2 separate regions of the Homo sapiens genome follow, and region 2 is linked to region 1. A link is a contact called in ENCODE Hi-C or POLR2A ChIA-PET data. All regions are on one chromosome and are shown on one strand. The core of a region is the stretch at or near the end of the contact, and the rest is flanking DNA. Distances in the headings are between cores, read along the strand shown.

Region 1 (6,703 bases), core at 2,018-4,517:
ATTTACACATGTGGCTGTCTATCTTTTTCCTGAACCATTTGAAAGTAATGTACAGGCATCATGACACTTCACCTCTATATATTTCGCCTAAGAAGATGGACATTCTCCCACATAACCATAAGGCCATTTTTATATTCAAGGAATTTATACCGATAGAAAAATATCTAATGTATAGGCCATAGTCAAATTTTGTCAGTAGTTCCTATACTGTACTTTGTAGCACGTTCTTTTTCTGATCCACAGTCCAATCTAGGATCAATATTGCATTTAGTCGTCATGTCTCTTCAGCCTCTTTTAATCTGTTTCTCCAAGGAAGCTGCCTCCTTTTGATGGGAAATGGTATTTAGAAACCAAGGACTAGGTGGGCTCATTTTGAGCAATTTCTTTTAAGCTAGTCTATGAATTGGGTGTTGAGGGGACGATGGTAACTTACACTTTTGCCAGAATTGGTTCATACCTTTCTGCCCCATCTTCTACCGACTCAGGAGGGAGTCCTGGGTGTCCTGGGTGAGGGATGTGATAAATGAGTTTGGAGCCAGACAGACATGGGTCTGTCCACGCCTCTCCCCTACCATATGACCTCCAGAAACTTATATAAAGTCACTGCATCTGTTTTTTCGTCAATGAAATGGAAATCAATATACGAATTTCACTGTGTTGGGGTAAAGATTCTGTGAGTTAACATGGCAAAGTTCTCTGCATAATCATATTCCACATACATTTACTGAGCATGCCTTCTACTGTGTAATGTGCTAGAGATAGAATAGTGAACAAAACTGGGCATTATCCCAATTCTTACAAAGCTTACCATTCCTGGGGGAGCCCCATGCAATGGCTGTCTGGTTCAGGATATAATCATACTCCAGATGAAAAGGCAAACCCTATACATCTTATTAATTTTGATATCCTCCGTGCCTAGCACAGTGCCTGGGCACACAGTAGGAGTTTAATAAATGTTGGTTGGATTCTTTTGGAACTGACTTGAGGACAAGCCAACTACAGGGATTTCTTGGAAACTCAAACTTTATTTGGACCCTTAATAGCATTCAGAAACTGAGTGAGATCTGTAATGGATCTCTGTTGAGGAGTAGCCAGGCTTACAGGGATTGAAAAGATATGCACCAGAGATTTCCAAAGAAACCGTAAGTCAAGTCCCAAGTTTTATTAATCAGCTAACAGGCAAGTATTTTCTGAGGGAGCACTATGTTCAAGACACTGTAGAATTAGAAATGTAGGGAAGTGGAAGACTCAGTTTCCATTCTTAAAAGCTCAGGCTGACAAAGGAGAAAAGCACAGATACATATGGAAAGATAGGCGCAGGAAGGTGTGTTAAGTGCCCAATGGTGGTCTAGAAAAGAGAACTCTCTGTGGGAGAGGTGAGAGTGGGTGCTAATGGATTAAATTAAGTCTTGGGGGTATTGGTAGGCTTTAGATAGGTGGAGAAGGGAAGGATGGGGAGTGTAGATCATGAGAACCACCCAAGCAAAGCTGCGGAGCTGGGACTAGAATTGGGCCAATCAGGTTGGAAAAAACAAACATTGGGTTGTACTTCTTGTTTTGCTCAGAAAAGGGTACTTAGTCACTAAGATGAACCATGGGCAGTATGCTCTAGAATACTAAGTCCCTGGCCATTATTAAATCATCTAGCTAGAAGAAGGATGGAGAAAAATGTTCTCAATGGCAGTTTATAAAGAGATAATCAAACAAGAAGGTATGTTCAAGCAGAAGCAGCTCAGATTAAACCACATAATGTGTGGTGAAGATCAAAGATTTGAGTTATACAGCTTGGGTTCCAATGTTTTACCCGTGTGACCTTAGACAGGTTACTTAACCTTTCTGAGGCTCGGCTTCCTCCCTTGTAAAGTGTGAATAATCATGGTATCTACCGGAGAGGCAGGTGACATCATACATGAAACAGCACCTGGCTCACAGGACACCAAATACATTATGGGCAGAATTCCTCCCCACTAAGATGTTCCAGAGGCTCCAGTCCCTCTAATGATAGATGCCAGAGCTGAGGGACCTTCACAGCATCTCATCTATATGCTGTACCTGCCAGGAGGCCACTGAGCTCAGCATTACTAGGGTCAACCAGATCTAGAGCCTGGGCTTGGACTCTGGGGCTCGCCCCCTCCATCCATGGCTCCTCTCTGCCTGAGAGCAGATGGTAAGGAAAGCAGACAAAGCCAGACAGGAGAAGCAGCAACTTGCTCTTGAAAGGGCTGGCAGCCCCCCTCTCCCTTCCCAGCCTCACCCAGGGCCGGGAACGCGTGCTGGGAAGAGGATTAAATCAATGCCAATTCACATCTCTCCAGAAGCTGGCTCCCTGATCTGAACTAATAAGCAAATCATTAGTGAATTAGGGCTGGGGAGGGCTCCGCGCAGCGCTCCTTAACTCCAGCTGTAAGACAAGCCTAAAAGCCCCAACCCCTTTCCTTACCGACCTCAAAATGTTCACACCAAGGAGATTTTCTGTGTTAAAGCAACAATCAAGACCTCCCCCAGCCCCAACTCCGCCAAGCCCCAGGACCCTTGGGAACCAACACGGGCAGGCAACACCATTTTTTCTTCCTCCGAATGCTGGTTACCAGACCCTGTGCCCCAAATCCTCCCGTTGCTCCTAACAGGCCGCAAACCCCACGCTGTCTGCGGCACCTGGATCTAGAGGGCTCCGGAGCCCTGCAGGCCAAGATGTCACCCCCATCCCCCAGCCCTGGGCACAAACTTGGCCCCATTGCTTATTTTCTGGTGAAAGCCCATTATCTCTCATTTACATCTAAACTAGCTTTTCATACTATTTTAAAGGCTGCTCCTCCCCTTCTGTAATCTCCCTGCGAATGAATTAAAAGTTGATTCTTGAAACGCACAAATCTTGGGGGCAGTTTCTTTTTCCTTCTTATTTAAATCATATGCTGTTTTGGACTAACCCTTTTATTTCCTCCCAATTATGATTTCTGGTGTGTTTTCCAGAGCTTTACAACATGGCATCTGATTATACACAAAGCTTCAGAATAAAGCCCTGTTTTTCCCTTCATTAACGACACAAAGGATGGCTGTGTGATCCACACAGCACTTTGTGATTTAATGCAGCTTTACAGTCTAAATCGCACCCGGCTTGGGCAAAGCAGATTTGGGAGTGAATCAACGCATTTTCTTGCTGCCAGGAGCTCCCTTGCAGATTCCAGCAAATTCTTTCACCACACGGAATTAGCATTTGATTAAGCTCTGCAGACACGTTCAAACTTTTACCACTGAGCGCCGGCAGGGCTGCAGTAATCTCCCGAGAGGGGGAGGCACCAAGCGCAGCCACTGCTACCCCTTCCCCCCATCCGCAATGTGCACACTTTGCAAAAAAATTGTGGGAATAGTGGGCAATGGATGGCAGGTTGGAGGAGGGGGTACCAGAAAATGTGAGGGTGCCAGAGAGCAGCATGGGGGTGGAGGGTCGGAAGGGAAAGAACATCACGTACATACTTGGGTTATAACCACCCTTTCTGCCCCAAAGTTGCCCTAGACAGGCTCTTTCTGCCAGTGTGCTTACCATAAAGGCGCTTTGATGTTATAGTTCTCTGACCCAGGAGCAATGTGACCTTCAACCAAAACCTGGCCCGGCCTTACATCCAAGAGAGCGGGGAGGGTCTTTTCTGGTGCCCCTGCCCTGCCCTGTGGTCTTATCGGTGGGGTTCGGTGCCTCTTCCAGCTACCTCCACCCAGGAAAGCTCGTGATTCACTTCCAGGAGAGCTGCGAGTTATGCCTCCCAACAGCCTGGGTTTAAAATCTAGTCCATTTCCATTATGCAAATGTGAGAAGCGGAAGTTTATCAAACTGGGGCTTTGTACCTAGAAAGCGGGCGTGCCAGCATGGGGGGCTATAAAGGCTTTATTGCCACAACTTTGGGGTGATTGCTTTGCTCACAAATGCCAGGAGCACGACTGAATTATGCAGGTCTTCCCAAACAGGTGGCAATAAAAACTTTACAGCCTCCCACACCATCACATATTTTGTTTATGCCTCTTAGGTGTCTTATTTTGTTAGTTTTTTTTTGACCCTTCTGTTACTATGGAAACGGAAGTAGGTGGAGATGGTTCCAGGTATCTGTTAAGGCAAATGCGAGGCAAGTCAATTATCATAAAGGTGCTCTAATTTTATCCTCTGTTTGAGGAAATAACTGAGGTCCTGTGAGGAGGGGAACCAATTAGTTCTGGAACATCATAGGCATTCCAGAATCCCACAGCATCCCTGTAGGGAAGATAGGGAACATGGTGGAAATGTCCATTTTACAGATGGTGAAACAGAAGTATAAAAAACATCTTACTGGCAGTCAGTAAGTTTGCCCCATAGAAGAAAAGAAAAAGGGCAAAAGGATTCTCTTCTGGGTGCGTGTTTGTCCGTGGTCCTCCTAGAGCTTCATGACCCAAATTAGGAACTCATTTTGGGTAACCTGAGGTCAGGCTGTAGTGACATCTGCTGGCGAAGATGGAACTGGCTAAAGCAGGTTTTTCTGTTGCTGACAGCTGCCAGGCCGGGAGATGGTGGTCTGTCTACAAGCGTGAGCTTGTGGATGGCTTAGATGAGAAACAGGGTTGGACAGCCCCTTCCCTTCTGAGTGTGATAAGGAAAACAGGCTCAGACAGAGGGGTTCAGGAGTAAGGGCTCAGAGGGTCCAGACCTCCATGGTTCCGGATGTCTTCTCAATTCCAGAAGGTACAATTCAACAGTGGGCGAGAGGAAATGTCTGAGGTGGATCTCCTGGTTCCTGTGGCCAAGAAGAAGAGGTTTTGTGATTTAGCATCTTGCTCAGCTCCTTCCTTTGGGAGGGACTGGGATCCCATTCCTCATGAAAGAGGGAATGAGGAAGGCAGATAAGAGTGTTAGGAGGAATCTGAGCAATGCCCACAGAAGCTGTCAGCAACCACAAGGAAGAGGGGCCCTTGCAGAAGAGAACATCTCCCTCAGGGGGCTCCTGTGTAGATAATGGCATCCTCCCATCAGAACGAGGAAGTTGGTTGAAGAGGGTACTGGAAATGAGGAGGAAGACCTGGGCTTTGGAAGCTCCTTGTGAACTTGAATAAGTCCCAGAACGGCCCTGAGCCTTGGTTTCCCCGTTTAAGGAAGACCAAATGCAATATGGGTCCCTCAGGGAGTTGTCATGAATGAAAGTGTAACAAGCACCAACATTTGTAGAATTTTGGTTTCAACTAAAGGTTGCCATGGATTCTTGTCCTGCCAAATCCATTGCCCAGAGATCTTCTCTTTAGGCATGTCTCATCCCCACCTCCAAACCCTCAGGCTGGATAACTAACTGGGGGCAGGAGGCTCTGCCAAGCTGTTCTGAAGTCCTCTGCAACAGCACTATTTAAAGAGTGGTCTACAGACCAGGGCAGGTTCAAGAACAATTTGTCACCCATAAATGACGAGATAGCACCGAGACTGAGAATAAGCATTCTGAAACTTCTATAACAATATGACAGAGTAATTTTACATCTGTTGAATCCAAATACTAAAACTTTGGACTTTTTACTTTTCATTTTTTTCTCCAGTGATTTATTTTTGTTGTATTTTATCAAAGATTTGTCCATGACAGATTGGGAAAACAAAAAAATAAGAAACAACTAGTCCTTCATCACCAATAGTTTGAGAAGCGGTGCTCTGTGGGGTCTCATGGCTACCCTCCTACAGCATCCTGCTGGGAGATGGTAGGAGGATGTGCATAGCTTCTTTCTTTGTAAGTTAAATTATGAATTGTCAACAGCAAGGCTTGCTCCATGCAGGCGGCCGTGCTGGCCAGGGCTTGTGTAGGACATCCATTCAGCTGTTGGTGACGACTCAGGCCTCCCAGCTCTCTGAGCTTACTGGGCCACGTCTGCCTCCCTGGGAGGCCCCCTGGGACCTCTCTCCCCATCAATCTTCCCACTCTTTGAAAGCACGGAAAACGAGCCCTTTCCCAGTGCCCCCCCTTTTCTTTTCGTCCTAAGTGAACCCGAGCGCATGGCAGGAGCTATCAAACACGCAAATGAGATTTCATGATCTAGTTCATTAGGCTGTGAATCCCTGGGCCCACCATCCACAGAGACGCTGCTGCAGCTTGTTTTCTGTCTGAGTCTGTCTCAGGGGACACACTCTCTGCACTGTATCCATTAGTACTGTCCTCCCTTTCCAGGTGCTTCACCCTACCCTATCCTCTGGCTCACCCACCCTGCTGCCTTGTTCCCATTCTTGGTGCAGCCCTGCCGTTTCTCTGGGCTGAACAAAGTCTTAGGGATATTTTGGTCGGGGAGGTGATGAGGGATGGCAGGGTAAGTCTTATAACTATGTGTATTAGTCCATTCTCATGCTGCTATTAAAGACATAGCAGAGACTGGGTAATTTATAAAGGAAAGAGGTTTAACTGACTCACAGTTCAGCAAGGCTGGGGAGGCCTCAGGAAACTTACAATTAAGACAGAAGGGGAAGCAAACACATCCTTCTTCACATGGCAGCAGCAAGGAGAAATGCCGAGTGAAAGGGGGAAAAGCCTCTTATAAAACCATCAGATCTCATGAGAATCACTCACTGTCATGAGAACAGCATGAAGGTAACTGTCCCCATGATTCAATTACCTCCCACCAGGTCCCTCCCATGACATGTGGGGATTATGGGAACTTCAATTCAAGATGAGATTTGGGTGGGGACACCATAATCAAACCATATCACTTTGGGCCA
Region 2 (6,399 bases), core at 3,815-6,314, 35 kb before region 1:
AAAGGTGAAATGTCAGAGAAAAGAAAAAATATTTTAAGCCATGAATCTTCACAGATGCATGGCATGCTTTTAAAAAAAAAACATGAAAAGATGTGAATTTGAGATGGGGCTAGGATGCATTCCCAAGACCAGCGTGTATGTCTCCCAGACGCCTGCAAATGGCTTATCAAAGGCTCCAGCTGCGGGCCGGCCTCATTTGTCAAAGGCCTGACATCTGATGACGTCATAGCGCCAGAAACTCTCCTGGGCCTGACTTAGAAAGGTGTGTTATGAAAACAGGGACGGGCACTCTCTCTCAGTCCACACCCCCCACCCTTCCCACCAGATTCATTTTTATCACCACCTGCTTCTTTTCTGTATAGTGGATGGCTTGATGAAATTGCTCTATTTGATGGTGGCTTAAGTCCCTTAAACACGAGATTAAAAAATATGCTAAAAGTCTTAACGAGCCTTGGGCCAAATCATGAAGCAGGTAAAGTCTGTCTTCCTTCTTCTGTGCTTGTCTGTTTTCTGCCTCTTTGATGGTGAATAAGGTTCAGCTGTGCTGGGAGCTGGCGTGAAAAGTTGACCAGATATTTTTTTTCTACGAGACTAGGGAATTGCTGTTACCCCAACACAGATGGATTTGCATCTTCAAAGAGAACCGTGGGTGGGGAGCAATGCTTAACACAATGGAATGCCTCAATCATGGAGGAAATGTAGGCACAGTGGGAGCTGGATTTTCTGGCTCCTTCCAAATCACACCAGATAGATGACTATCTTGTTTGCCAATTGTGCAGGGGAAGTGGCTGCCACAAATGTGGCCAGGTATTAATCTCGGGTGTTAGAGGTCTGGATCATCTTGGGGATGGGTAGAACTGCAAGGGGGCAGGGACTTCTAGGTGCTGGTCATGTTCTGTTTCTTGATCTGGGTGTGGGTTGTGTGGTTTGCTTGCGAAAATTCATCACATATAAAAACTAATCATATGAAAAAGTTCACTTTCAAAAAGTGGCTTTGGAGTCTGGGAAAAGAAGACTTGGTTCTGGGAGTGTCTATTCTTTCCATTGCACTATGCCAGATGTTTATGGGTTACTGCCTTTAATGCTCACAACAGCCCTATGAGGTGGGTCCAATAATTATGTCCATTCTGCAGATGTGGGCATCAAGTCATGGAGAGGTTTGATCTGTTGCCCGACCACACAGCCAGTTAGCAATAGAACAAGGATTCAAACTCAAGTCTTCTAACTAGAAAGTCTCTGTTCTTTCCAATGCAGTGTAGGGGTAGAGGTTTGCCTCCCTAAACACCTTAGGTAGTTACAGGAAAATCCTAGTTTGCTCAGGGCCCTGAGAGGGGTCTGTATTTATCTGAGATGATTGTTAGAGGGTGAAGGCTTGGATAGTGACAGCTGGGGCTGGAGGACCATGATGGGCAAGGTTAAGGTTTCACATCCTAGAGTGGTGACAGTGACCAGAGCTTGAAGAGGAACTGATGTGTGTGGGGAGGGACCCAGGGAGGAATGGTGAGCTGGCTCAGGACACAGTACAGGGTGAGTCCAGTTGGGGCATGCCAAGGGTCTCATGTTGAGAAGACTCAGTGTGGTGGTTTTGATCTGAAATGGAAGGAATCCTTGGAACCCTGTGTCTTCAAAAACCGAAGACGTGGAGGGATGTTTTTGGCCCTCTTGGACCTACAACTGGGAGCAAGAAATGTGGGCAAGGAAGGTGTATACTTTACAAAGATGGCTATAAATATAGCTGCCTTCTCACATGGTCTTCTGCAATGTGACCTGCCACTCATCCATCAAGTCTGTCTTCACTCCTTTGAATCTGGTGAGGCCCTGTGACTCTTTTGACCAATGGAGTATGATGGAAATGAATCTATACTTGTTCCTGGTGTAGCCCTTAATTGGCCTGGTGGCTTCCTCTTCCTGCCTCTCGAAACTCTTGATTTTGGGACAGGGACACATCCTCTCAGAATCCACCACCATGCTGTGAGAAGCCCAAGCCACATGAAGGTGCTCCAGTTTTCAGCCCCAGCTGAGCTACCGGTCAACAGCCAGAATCATCCACCAGCCACGTGCATGCACCGTCTTGGACACCCAGCCCAGTCCAGCCTGCAGATGACTGCAGCTGCAGCTGCCTGAGAGACCCCAAGTAAGAACCATCCAGCTGAGTCCACTAAATTCACAGAACCCAAGAGATAATAAGAATTGTTTTAAGTCATTAAGTCTTCGGATGGTTTATTACACAAGAAGAGATAATGAAAGCCAAGGGCCTCAAAAGATTGGAGCTCTGGAGTGCTGAGAGTGCCAACCGGGGGTATAAGAGGGAAGAAATCAAAGGAGGCTTCAAGTGGAGTCAGGCTTACATTAATAAGAATGCCAGCAATGTCATGAGCCTGGAGACCTGAGTTGCAGACTTGGCCCTGCCCATTACTAGCCCCCAAATCTCCAGCAAGTCACCACTTTCCTGTGCCTTGGTTTTCTCATCTGTAAAATGGAGCCGATTCATTCAACAGAGTATTGTATATGGGTCCTAATTGGGGCAGGCAATACAAAGATCAGTGCTGATCAGCCCCTGAGATCTTGTGCACATTCTAAGACAAAACTAGGCACTGTGAGAAAGTTTGCATAGAAACGCACGTAAGTGTTAATTACATGCAAATCCTTTAGACCAGTGCCTAGCACATTCTAAGTGCTCAACATATGTCTGCCGTCATTATTATGCTATGCCTGCAATTTATTTCTCTGAATAGCACTTATGCCCTGATTGCAGCTTTAAAGGCTAACTGGGTACAACTACTTTGGAAAACTCTTTGGCAATAAAGTTAAACATATACCTACCTTATGACCTAGCGATTCCACTCCTGGGTGTGTATACCCAACAAGAATAGGCCCTTGTATCCACCAAAAGACATATAATAAAGAACAACGCTCATAACCACTTCATTCATAACAGCCCCAAGTTGGAGGCAATCCAGATGTCCATCAAAAGTCAAGTGGATACATAAATTGCCGTATAATTCTACAATGGAATACCACTCGGTAATTAAAAAGGATGAACTACTGTTTTATGCAATAGCATGGATGCAACTGACATTGAGTGAAAGAAGCCAAACACCGACGAGCGCAGGCTGCATCATTTCGTTTATAAAAATAGGCAAAACTGATTTATGGTGACGGAGATCAGAAGAGTTGGGAGATGTTGACTGATTGAGATACGCAGAAACCTTTTGGGCTGCTGGCAATGTTCCATATTTAACCTGGGTGATGATGATGCAGATATATACATATGCGCAAATGAATCAAGCAGTGCACTTAATATGTGCAGTTACACTTAATATGTAAGTATATACCTCAATAAAAAAGTAAATAAAAAGGGGGAAAAGCTCTCTGTGGGTGGGCTGCTCCCAGGTGGCCACTGTGGTGGGAGCTGGGCAGGAAAGGGAAAGGTTCTAGCTGGGGACTCTTTGAAAGAAAAATGACCTTTTTTCCCTTAAGATGTGGTAGTCCCTATTAAGTCAAGTGACCCTGGAAGCCACTGGGACACTCCCTCTCTGGGGCTGTCCTAGGCTGCTTGTGATACCCTAAGGCTGTGCTGGGGCCAGTGTGGGGCTCCCCCATGGACCCCCAAGTCCCTGAGGTGTGGGCCCTTCCTTCCACAGGCAGAACCTCAGCTCCCAAGTCTGAGAAGCCACGATTGAAAGGGCGGCCACGAAGGATCCTGTTAATGCTAAGCATTAGTGACTTCAAGAACCCAGAACGCAGCTAGGGAACAAAGCACCGGCGGGAATGGAGACGGAGCCGGGCTCAATGGAGATAAGCGAAAGTTGAGCATGGAGGCACAAGGGCCAGTTTGTTGTAGAAATCCTGACAATTGAGTACTGCACCGCAGGAAGCGGGACCCGCTCCTGGAGCCGGGGTCCTCGGGCCAGTGATGGCAGCAGGGCGGGCTTCCAGGAGGGGGAGTCGACGGGGGTACTGGCTGGAGAAAGGCTTCCCTCTGTCCCCTATTCCTGCCCCTATTTTCCTTAAAGCTCCGCTGGCCTCTGTCACTTCCCGCACACAGTCCTGGAAAGGGGGTTTCTCGGAGCCAACAACAGAGCATCCCCTCCACCCCCACCGAGGGGCTACCGCGCCCTTCGATACACAAGTGTAGCTCGGGGCCGGCAGAGCGAGGCGGATTGAGTATAATTAATTTAGAAACCAGGGTGGGTTTTATCACCATCTATGCTGGAGCAGGTTTCGCAGCTGCCTGAGGGCTTCCCTAAGAGAGCTCTCTGGCATCGGACCCCGGGGGTGCCCCCCCACCACAACAACGGTGGCCGTGCCCCAGGGTCGCCTGGGTCCCCTGCAGCGCAGCGAAGCCCCCAGGGAGCCGCCTCCTTCTGCCCTCCTGCCCGCGCGTTCTGTCCCTGGCATTTCTCCGGGGACGCGGGGGCGGCCCGGGGGCAGCCGCAGGCCTTGGCACGGCCGCAGGGTAATTGGAGCGCGCCGGGGACGGGATAGGGGAGGGAGAGGGGAGGAGGAAGGGATGCCCCTCAGGGCGCCGGTCCCCGCCACAGCCCGGGAGGGGGCGGCCGGGACTCGGAGAGCCATCCCGGGGTCCGCGCGGCCACGGAAGCTCCCTCCCCGGCTCCGCGCCGGAGCCCTGCCGCGCCCTCCCCGCGGCTCCGCCCGCTCATTAGCGGAGGCCGGGCCGGGCCGTTCGCCTCCTCCGGCCGCCAATTACCCGCCCTGCTGGCTCCGAGCGCGCCGCCGGGCCAGACAAAGGCGCGGGCGGGGGAGGGGAGAGGAAGGGAGGGAGCCCGGGGCGCCCGCGCCTGCAGAGCCGCGGCGGCGGCGAGATAAGGGCGGTTGGGACGCGCCGCGCTCCAGATGGAAATGAATCCAGCGAGCGGGGCCGGCGAGCGAGGCGCCGCGTCGGGCAGGGGCGCGGAGGTCGGACGCGGCTCGCCCCTTAGGACCTACGTTTTTAACGCGACGACACCATATGGGACCTCCTGTCCCTGGTCGCCCCCACCCCTGGGGGCCAGCCGCTCTGGCCCTGCGCTGCTGTGCGTTTGCAAAGTGCTGGAGCGAGGCGCGCCACGTGCCTTGTGCCTAACGCACCGCAGCTCCCTAAACCTCGCTGCAGAGCTGCGCTCAGCACAGTGCAGCTAACCAAAGCCTTCTGTGCTAAACCCCCAGGCCCAGACAGGTTCCGAGCCTTTCCCAAGCAAAGCCGAGCTGAGAACCTGGGTCTGGGGTGTAAACAGCGTCGCGCCTTGGTAGCCTAGCTTCCGGGCCTCTTTGATGATTAGGCAATTTTTTAAAAATTGGAAAATGAGGCACAGAGAGGTGAGATGATTTATTAACAGCTCCTCAGATTTGTGGCAGCATCTAGGGCATAGTTCGTGGTCTTCTAACATTTTAAATATCCTGACTTTTTCAGGAAAAGAAAAACACACCACAATCTTGCACTCTGATATTTTCAGGTTCTAAAGCCCCTTCGCAGAGTCCTTTCCACCAGAGTCTCTTTCTATGAGAGAGAAGACAGTGTCTGGGGGCCTCCTGACCAACCACAATTATTTTGAGGAGATTTAATTCTTTAGTTTGCATACTGAAAACCATAGGTACATATTTTTTCATTATCCAAACCTATGACTATTATGCTGAATTTGAGTGGGAATTAGCAGAATCACTTAGCCAGGGAGGACCCAGGTCTTTGGGGCTGAGTCTGTGAGGTGCCCATCCCTATCTTAAGCCTCTTTTCCTGGGCAGGGTCTGGGAGCATTCTAGGGTGTGAGGGAATTTCCTGTTATTCTTCCCTGACGTCTGTCACCTTGGCTCCAAGGAGCTTTAAGAGACAACTTCCCCTTCAATCCAGTGCAGGGGACAGGGGTTGCAGTGCAGAGACAGTCAGGGTAGGGGTCAGGGAGACTCGGGCCTCAGGGCACGCCTGTGGGATGAGATGTAGACTGCCCCAAATGAAGACAAATGTTCCTCAATAAAGCGCCATTCCCAAGGGCCCCCCCTTGCTGCCTGCTGTCAGCCGCAGTTTAGGGCCCCTGAGGTCAAGGGCTTCCTCCCAGCCCCCCAGGCTACTTAGCTCTGCACAGAGAATAGCCAGTGGGGGCCTTGGCCTCCTCTTTCTCACAAAGGCAGCCTCAAAGACCAGGCATTGGGCCAGAGAGAGAGAGAGAGAGAGAGAGAGAGAGAGAGAGAGAGCAAGCCTGAGAGGCTCAGGCTCAGTGCAAATCATTCTGTCCTCCCTGTGGGGATGATATCTCCATGAGCTAGCCCTACAGGACGCCATGCATCTGCAGTGGTAGTGGCAGAGAGTGTGTGTGCTTGAGAAGGGGCCCTCTTTCATGAGGACTCCTTTCTGGGGGCCTGGGAGAACCTGCCTTACAGAGCAGTCATGTGTACCTGGGGGTT

Evidence for each region. Hi-C counts contacts between places; a loop is a spot of excess contacts on that map. ChIA-PET counts read pairs that join two places held with the same protein, here RNA polymerase II (POLR2A). Pooled maps may share reads with other maps.
Region 2: a map of posterior cingulate gyrus shows a loop between it and region 1 (14-fold over the local background). The contact joins two enhancer-like sites. A Hi-C loop is called at or near these places in 5 of 168 maps with a recorded cell type or tissue (ascending aorta, dorsolateral prefrontal cortex, head of caudate nucleus and 2 more) and 6 of 50 pooled maps. POLR2A ChIA-PET finds 5 or more read pairs at or near these places in 3 of 52 experiments (AG04449, H1 and HEK293).

What each region holds. Positions count from the first base shown.
Region 1 is chrX:39,650,300-39,657,002 of GRCh38, reverse strand. No RefSeq gene overlaps it. Among named protein-coding and RNA genes, the nearest start is that of MIR3937, 7.6 kb to the left of the region's middle. RefSeq lists enhancers at 2,911-3,470, 3,471-4,032. Within about 2 kb of position 3,267, at least 2 of the 41 ENCODE cell types and tissues checked have a DNase peak (open chromatin) inside an H3K27ac peak, as active enhancers do; they include dorsolateral prefrontal cortex, where a contact is called at or near this core.
Region 2 is chrX:39,687,295-39,693,693 of GRCh38, reverse strand. No RefSeq gene overlaps it. Among named protein-coding and RNA genes, the nearest start is that of MIR3937, 29 kb to the right of the region's middle. Within about 2 kb of position 5,064, at least 12 of the 41 ENCODE cell types and tissues checked have a DNase peak (open chromatin) inside an H3K27ac peak, as active enhancers do; they include dorsolateral prefrontal cortex, where a contact is called at or near this core.